2 separate regions of the Homo sapiens genome follow, and region 1 is linked to region 2. Evidence: read pairs that join two places in POLR2A ChIA-PET (ENCODE). Cell type or tissue: Panc1. All regions are shown on one strand.

Evidence for each region. ChIA-PET counts read pairs that join two places held together with the same protein. Peaks named below come from ENCODE experiments on the same cell type or tissue, not always from the same donor. Only the 100,000 strongest peaks of a DNase experiment are listed, where the experiment ranks them.
Region 1: POLR2A ChIA-PET joins it to region 2 with 10 read pairs; 7 of 35 experiments call an interaction of 5 or more read pairs at or near these places.

The regions. Positions count from the first base shown.
Region 1 is chr1:225,486,512-225,490,511 of GRCh38, forward strand. It overlaps ENAH (ENAH actin regulator), which reads right to left. Exons shown (of 14, transcript NM_018212.6): 14 at 318-4,000. It overlaps LOC124904526 (a long non-coding RNA gene), which reads left to right. Exons shown (of 2, transcript XR_007066903.1): 2 at 43-323. Among named protein-coding and RNA genes, the nearest start is that of LINC02765, 21 kb to the left of the region's middle. In Panc1, no CTCF peak of the experiment used is centred here; no DNase peak of the experiment used is centred here.
Region 2 is chr1:225,745,409-225,749,408 of GRCh38, forward strand. It overlaps LOC107985352 (a long non-coding RNA gene), which reads left to right. Exons shown (of 2, transcript XR_001738499.2): 2 at 1-184. Among named protein-coding and RNA genes, the nearest start is that of SRP9, 30 kb to the right of the region's middle. In Panc1, no CTCF peak of the experiment used is centred here; a DNase peak (open chromatin) is centred at 1,573; H3K4me3 peaks cover 455 bases; H3K27ac peaks cover 718 bases.

The DNA of each region.
Region 1 (4,000 bases), 260 kb before region 2:
AGGAAAATAGCACGTACATGCAGCTCGTTCATTTACCAACAGGCTGTTCACTGGCTTTGGACGCCTCCAATGAAGAGGTCACCAAGCTTTCCGTCATAGAGGAGCAGCAGCATTCAGGGAAAGGATGGCGGATCGCAAAACACTCCCCTTGGTGACAGGCTGAAATGCAGAAGGACCAGTATAGAACGCTCCTCAAGCTTTTAGAACTGAGCGTATTTTAAGGTCAGAATCACAACCAAGACAAAAGAATGCAACTCTTTTCATGTCGTATACCTTTGGTAAATTAAGAGCAACTGGTAAAATAAATACAAATCTCATTTGAATTAAGTATTTCATGTTTTTATTTCAAAAGAAAAAAGGATACCAAGAAGCAGAAGAATGAAGCAGTTAAAACCAGCAAAGCTGCAAAGTAGGAAAGAAAGCTGAGGGAGAGATTGATCCGATTTCAACGATGTGGCCACTTAATGCAAACACAGGGGTCTGATGCTGCAAACCTAAGTCACATGAGTCCAGTGACTTCAGCAGGTCCACTGATCCACCACAGTGACAGGGCCAGGCCCCTTCCTGCTGAATCCTAACTTTACACATTCTAGACACATGTCATGCACATACAGGTTACACTTTATGGTTACATGAAATTGCATGCAATTCACACAGAGAATCATTTTGAAGGCACTGTATTTTGCAGCAGGAGCTGCTACTTTCTGGCAAGTCCTTCCTAGGTTGGCTCACAAGTGGTCCTCCTTTTTATTTATTCCTATATGAAACTTTGGTCCAAAAATCAGGTGCAGTCTGATCCTACCCTCCCAGCTGTTTTAGTTTCATGTCTCACCTTCTCTTCCACGTTCCCTTCTTAAACGTAGATGTCAAGCTTAGAAGATGTTTCCTGACAATGAGATCCTGTTTAATTCAGATTTTCAAACAACTTGAGTCAAGCAAGCAGGAGCTTATAGTATGTTGATTTAAAACAAGTTGTTACCAGTTTCCCTTACCCTTGAATTCGGCAAGGCCCATTAATTCACAAATTCCATGATAAGATACATGAGGTTCTGTATGCATAGTAAATGATTTCTAGTTACAATTAAAATACAGCCTTGTATATGTTTAAGTCAACCTTAACTTTTAAAACATGACTTCAGTATACGCAACCTTAGGCTCACTTCCAGATTATAAAGTCCCATTCATGGGGTGCAAATGTTTACATTGTTAGCAAAGAAAATAGCTCTGCATAATCTTTTGACATACATGCACACTTCTAGTTCTAAAATTCAGAGCAAAGCAAGATGACAAGAGATTCCAATTCCAGCATATATTATGAAAGGTTATGGACTGTGACTATCCATCCTTTTGGACCATAAGAAATTCACTTTTAAATTTTTTCTACTGTGCTGTTCTACTATATACTTTTGGTCTATCAACTTGGTAGGCCTGAAAAAAAAAAGTATTTAACCTTCTAAATCTCATAATAGAAATTATGTACGTTGTTCTTTAACCAGAAAGGTTCACTGCTGACTCCCCCACCTCTCAAAAAACAAACAAACAAACAAACACCACCAAAGCTTTCCGCCATTCATGCACATGCTTATTCTGACCCCAACCCCATCCCTACAAAGGGGCAGCAGACAGCACAATAGTCAAGGACAAGGTTTTTATTTATTTATTTATTTATTATTTATTTATTTATTTTTTAAGGAGACAGGCCTCGCTATGTTGCCCAGGCTGGCCTCCAACTTTGGGCTCAAGTGATCCTTCTGCCTCAGCCCCCCGAGTCGCTGTGCCTAGGAGCACGCACCACCACACCTGGCTTAAGTAGAAGGTTCTGAAATCTGCCAGAGGCTGAGCAACAGAAAGCTTCCAATGAGAACTCAGAAGGCATTCACTCTGCCTGAAGTTGTGCTCTGCTCACAGCACGAGTGTGGCTGTCCCTCTCTCGCTCCCACCAGCTACATAATAGGGACTTTCAGGATGCTCCTATAAATACAGACTCCAGAGAGGTTTCCTCAAAAATTAAAAAAAAAATTCTATGCAAATATGTAAGTACTGTCATTGAGGATTACAGAAATACTTTGCATCAACTACAGATGTCTCAAAATAGAATTCTTTCTAGCTCATTCAGTTTTGTTAGAAACACTTCATGTTCTCCAAAAAAGAAAAGCACCTAACGAAAAGCATGTCCTATTCATGCTAGCAAGAAATGAATCCCAAAGGACACGCACCAAGAACCAAAGTAAAAGAATGTCAGCAAAACAGGACCCATCTTTTATCATCCCAAACTGCTATTTCCATCTCTGACTTTCTGCCAAATTATCTTTATCTTCCTAAGACGAAGCAAAGACTCAGAGCCCTCAAATGGCACGGAAGCGGCACCTGGTCTGCCAAGACATTGCTGTTAAACAGAGTCTTTTGGATTAAAACCAGGGAACTCGGAAGGAATGACTACATGGATATAGATGGATAAGATGGAAGATATAAAATAAGAAGGGCAGGAGGGTAAGATTATTCCTTTTTTCCTTTCAAGGCTGACAGTGATAGAATAAACAGCAGCACAGCAGGTTCAGATGATATGAAAACCACTGAATTCTGCCCAGGAATTGAAAGAAGGGCTTCTTCACTTCATCGAGCTCTGGAAAGTCTGTTTACTTAGAAACAGCTCTTGAACTACAAGAGTCAAATGGACCTTCTGCTATTCATATAATTGGAGCATGGATCTCGTGTGGTCCCATTACATGATTGGAATCAGTCTTTCTGAACGGCAGAATGTGCTTCCAGGTTGAAGCACAATGGAGAATGTACTGAAGCCACCACAGAGATGCTGGTAATTCAAACTGTGAAAGCACGTGGCGCAGAGGAAACTGACACAGAACAGCACACCACTGGTGCTTTATGCAACACCACTGACCCCAAGATGGTCACTCCATTGATTTTTCCGCATTGTTTACATCCAGGATGCATGCTGTCCAGTGCAATAGCGTCTATGACTATAAAACAACTAAAAGCTGCACTTAAGATGGGAGAGCCAAACTCAGATCTTTTTTCTCCTTCTCTTCAAAGATCAAAAGAAGAATAAACCAAAAAAGATTAAAAAAAAAGAATAAACCAACCAGTAGCTGCCGAGAATACAGTGAAAGAGGAAATTCAGAACTCAACTTTATCGGGGATGGGCACGGTCGCTTATGCCTGTAATCCCAACACTTTGGGAGGCCAAGGTGGGTGGATCACCTGAGGTCAGGAGTTCGAGACCAGCCTGGCCAATACGGTGAAACCCTGTCTCTACTAAAAATACAAAAATTAGCCGGGTGTGGTGGCGCATGCCTGTAGTCCCAGCTACTAAGGAGGCTGAGGTAGGAGAATCGCTTGAACCCGGGAGGCAGAGGTTGCAGTGAGCTGAAATCACACCACTGCACTCCAGCCTGGATGACAGAGCGAGACTGTCTCGAAATAATAATAATAACAATAATAATAAAAAGCTTTATCTATCCTTGCTTGTATAGTGGCAAGGAAAAAATAAAAACAAAACAAAAAGAATTTAAAAAAAGAACTCAACTTTAGAGGTAGAAGGCTCAGAGAGAATGACTGACTAGCCCCACAGCCTGAAAACTGGTAAAGTCAGTCCCAGTCCAATGACCTGCCCACAACTCCACACACAAAAAAGGACAGACTGAGAGAGACTGAGGGCGGGAGGAACACAGAGAAAGGGAAATCAAGTCCAACAAGGTGGCAAAGACATGGACTCAATAACAATTTTTACCATGTTTTCTTTCAGAAACAAGGACATTTTATGTGAGGATCAAATATTCTCCCTTCAAAAACTTCTGCAATTGAAGGCCGAGGCGGGCAGATCACCTGAGCTCAGGAGTTCAAGACCAGCCTGGGCAACATGGTGAAACCCCATCTCTACTAAAAATACAAAAATTAGTCGGGCATGGTGGCACGCGCCTGTAGTCCCAGCTACTTGGGAGGCTGAGGCAGGAAAATCCCTTTGAACCCAGGGGGGGGAAGT
Region 2 (4,000 bases):
CAAGGATTTATGGAACACTTACCAGATGCCAAGTCCTGCTGTATTCTCAGCCTTGCCAGGCCTAGCTTTCATACCCTTCTGGCCCTGTGATTTCTGGCTAGCTGTTAGCCTCTCTCTCTGTTCATTCATTGGTAAATACATCACAGGGTTCTTGAGAAGATTAAATGACATAATATATAAAATACTTGCTTGTGCATAGTAACTGTCCTGTAAATATTTTTGCTGCAAAACATGGTTGTTGGGTTTTCTGTTGTTTTGTGGGGGGTGGGGAGATGGGGCTTAAGGTACAACTGTAACTGTGTAATTTACCACTGTCTGGGGTTCCTCCAGAAGATGGAATTGATCTGTATAATCATCATTTCTCGTGCAAGAATAGCCTTGCCTTCACCTGGCTGCTTTTATATGAAGGAAGTGCTCTTCTTTCCATAAGAGGGCACAGCTTCTGGCGCAGCAGCAGGAAGCTGTAGATGCAGCATGGGTTACTTGGGGAATAATCGGGTTTGCACAGCACCACACACCTTCCTACTCACATGGGGTGCCCAGGGTGCTGGTGTCGGCCTGGTCAGAGGGCAGGTGAAGCTAATGGCTGCCATGCAGTGAATTCACGGGGCTACCTTGTTCTACTTCTCTCTACCTCCTCCCTCCTGGCTTCTGGTCCCAGGTGTCTCAAGCACAGTTCAGCGTCTTTGAATCTCCATTCAGGGCCATCCCAGTCCCTCAGGTTCTCTGATATGAGAGAGAAGATCTCCCAGGCCTCCTTCCTCCAAGAGACCCCCTCTGTCCCCCCCCACTCTCCCCCAGTTTGGCCTCCTAGGCAGACGGTTTTTGTTTGAGTGTCATCCCTCTCCTCCGGACGCCCCATCATTCACCTTCAGCATTTAGGAACACAGCAGCAATCTAAACCAAATGGAGAAAGCAGGAGAAATTTTTAAAAGAAAGAAAAAAAAGGCCAGGTGCAGTGGCTCACACCTGTAATCTCGGCACTTTGGGATGCCAAAGTGGGTGGATTGCTTGAGGTCAGGAGTTTGAGACCAGCCTGGCCAACATGGCGAAACCCGTCTCTACTAAAATACAAAAATTAGCCAGGCATGGTGGCAGGCGCCTGTAATCCCAGCTACTCCAGAAGCTGAGGCAGGAGAATCGCTTGAACCTAGGAGGCGGAGGTTGCAGTGAGCCCTGGGATGAAGCCACTGCACTCCAGCCTGGGTAACAGAGCAAGACTCTATCTCAAAAAAAAAAAAAAAAAAGAATAAAAAAGAACAGATAATTTCAAAAGGACATTAAGCTCTATTCAGAGACACAATCTCCAATCAACAAAACGAAAGGCAAGCGTTGCCCCACAGGGACTGGCTGAAAGGCAGCCTGGCGGTGAGAGCGTTCTGGAGCTGGCTTCTCACACTGGGGAGGGCGCCCTCCCAGCAACCAGCCCCACCTGACGGGATCAGGCAGGACCCCACCCCAGGCTACGGGGCTTTGGGCTTCCCTGCTGAGGAGTTTCCTCCCGACACAGCTTACAAAGGCTCCCTCACAGGGGTAACAGCAGGACCGTGCTTGGCTGACAGAATGCTTTGGCAGAAAACTGCTGTCTGAGTCAGCCCTGAGAAATAATTAACCCTCATGATGTTTCCTGGAGGACTGAAGAGGGTTGGGTGTGGAGGATACAGGGAGGGCCTGAAGAGCTGGGCTTCTGAAGGGGAGGGAGCGCCTGGGCCTTCGGGCCTGGGCCTCCAGCAGCCTCACCTGAGGTGCCAGGACCCCCCAGCTAGCTCGCACCTGCTCTCTGGGCCTCAAGATTGTTCTCGGGGAGGGCAGAGAGAAGACTCTTACTTTTCTTCTTTTTTTTTTTTTTTTTTTTTGAGACAGGGTCTGGCTGTCACCTAAGCTGGAGCATAGTGGTGCAATCATAGCTCACTGCAGCCTCAGCCTCCTGGGTTCAAGTGATCCTCCCACCTCAGCCTCCCAAGTAGCTGGGACTACACACACACACCACCATGTCCAGCTAATTTTTGTACTTTTTGTAGAGACAGGGTCTTGCCATATTGCCCAGGCTGGTCTCAAACTCTTGGGCTCAAGTGATCCGCCTGCCTCAGCCTCTGAAAGTGCTGGGATTATAGGTGTGAGCCACCATGCCTAGCCTTTTATTTTTTATTTATTTTTTTGAGACAGTGTCTCTTATGTTGCCCAGGCTGGAGTGCAGTAGCATGAACATGGCTCACCACAGCCTCAATCTCCCAGGCTCAAGCTATCCTCTTGCCTCAGCCTCCCAAAGCACTGTGATTACAGTCATGAGCTGCCACACCCAGCTAGTATTTCTTTTCTTTTTTCTGTAGAGACAAGTTCTTGCTATGTTGCCCAGGCTGGTCTCGCACTCCTGGGCTCAAGTGATTCATCCACCTCAGCCTCCCAAAGTGCTGGGATTATAGGCGTGAGCCACCGGCACCCTGCCTGACCCTTACTTTTCTAGACACTCTTCCTGGAGGCCTGTTTCCATTCGGGGCCTTTTTGTAACATGTAAGTCGGGCAGATCACTATGCGGAGCTGCTCACCGTGTGCTGCTCAGTGTGGTACCAAGAGCTCAGAGAAGACACAAGTAAAACATAAGATCCAGACCGGGCCTCAGGGAACTCACCACCTGAGCAGAGAGGGGAGGCATGAAAACCCATTCAGTTAGATGGCCTCTGCTGGTCATGTGTTCATACATCCAGTGTGATAGGGGAAAAGAGATTTTCTTAAGCCTGAGCAGATTACTTTACACATTTAGACTGGGGGCTCAAACACTTGCTAAGGTAATAATGTTGCTTGTGATTCATATTTGTTCTTCCTTCTTTTTTTTTTGAGACAGAGTTTCGCTTTTGTTGCCCAGGCTGGAGCGCAGTGGTGCAGTCGCGGCTCACCGCAACCTCTGCTTCCCGGGTTCAAGCGATTCCCCTGGCTCAGACTCCCGAGTATCTGGGATTACAGGCGCCTGCCACCACGCCCAGCTAATTTTATATTTTCAGTAGAGACAGGGTTTCTCCATGTTGGTCAGGCTGGTCTCAAACTCCTGACCTCAGGTGATCCGCCTGCCTCAGCCTCCCATAGTGCTGGGATTACAGGCATGAGCCACCGCGCCGGGCTGGTTCTTCCTTCTAAGAAGCCTCCAGAGCTCCCTGCCTGTGTCTTTCTGAGAGTCGGTCAGATGCCCCTCTTTCATTTCCCTCCATTCCAAGGCCAAGATTTCTCATCCTCATTTCACAATCGGGAAAGTCAAGACCCATGCCGCAGGCTGGCCTGCCAGGCAACTGGCCCGAGGTTTACACACACTCAAAGATGCAGCCGAAGATTTGAAAATCCCCCTGGCACATCCGTCTTCATGCACTGAATGTATTCATTGAGGTTTTAATTGTTCAGAGCACTCTTGGAAGCGGCCGAGTCCAAAGAGAATTGGAGGCTGGCAGACACGGTGCTGGGGCTTTCTCTGGATCGTATTGGTGAGACAGGATACTGTGGCATGCTAACTTAGCAGTCAGCAAACTGTTTTTGTAAGGGCCCAGATAGTAAATAGTCAGTATTTTAGGCTTTATAGGCCAAATACTGTCTTTGTCACATTTTCTTCTTTGTTTTTGGTTGTTTGTTTTTGAGATGGAGTCTCGCTCTGTCGCCCAGGCTGGAGTACAGTGGTGCCATCTCAGCTCACTGCAAGCTCCACCTCCTGGGTTCACGCCATTCTCCTGCCTCAGCCTCCCGAGTAGCTGGGACTACAGGTGCCCGCCACCACGCCCTGCTAATTTTTTGTATTTTTAGTAGAGACGGCATTTCACCGTGTTAGCCAGTATGGTCTCGATCTCCTGACCTCGTGATCCGCCCACCTCGGCCTCCCAAAGTGCTGAGATTACAAGTGTGGGCCACCGCGCCTGGTGTTTTTTTGTTTGTTTTTTGTTTTTTGTTTTTTTAACTATGGTATAGCTGGGCATGGTGGTTGGTGCCTGTAGTCCCACCTACTTGGGAGGCTGAGATGGGA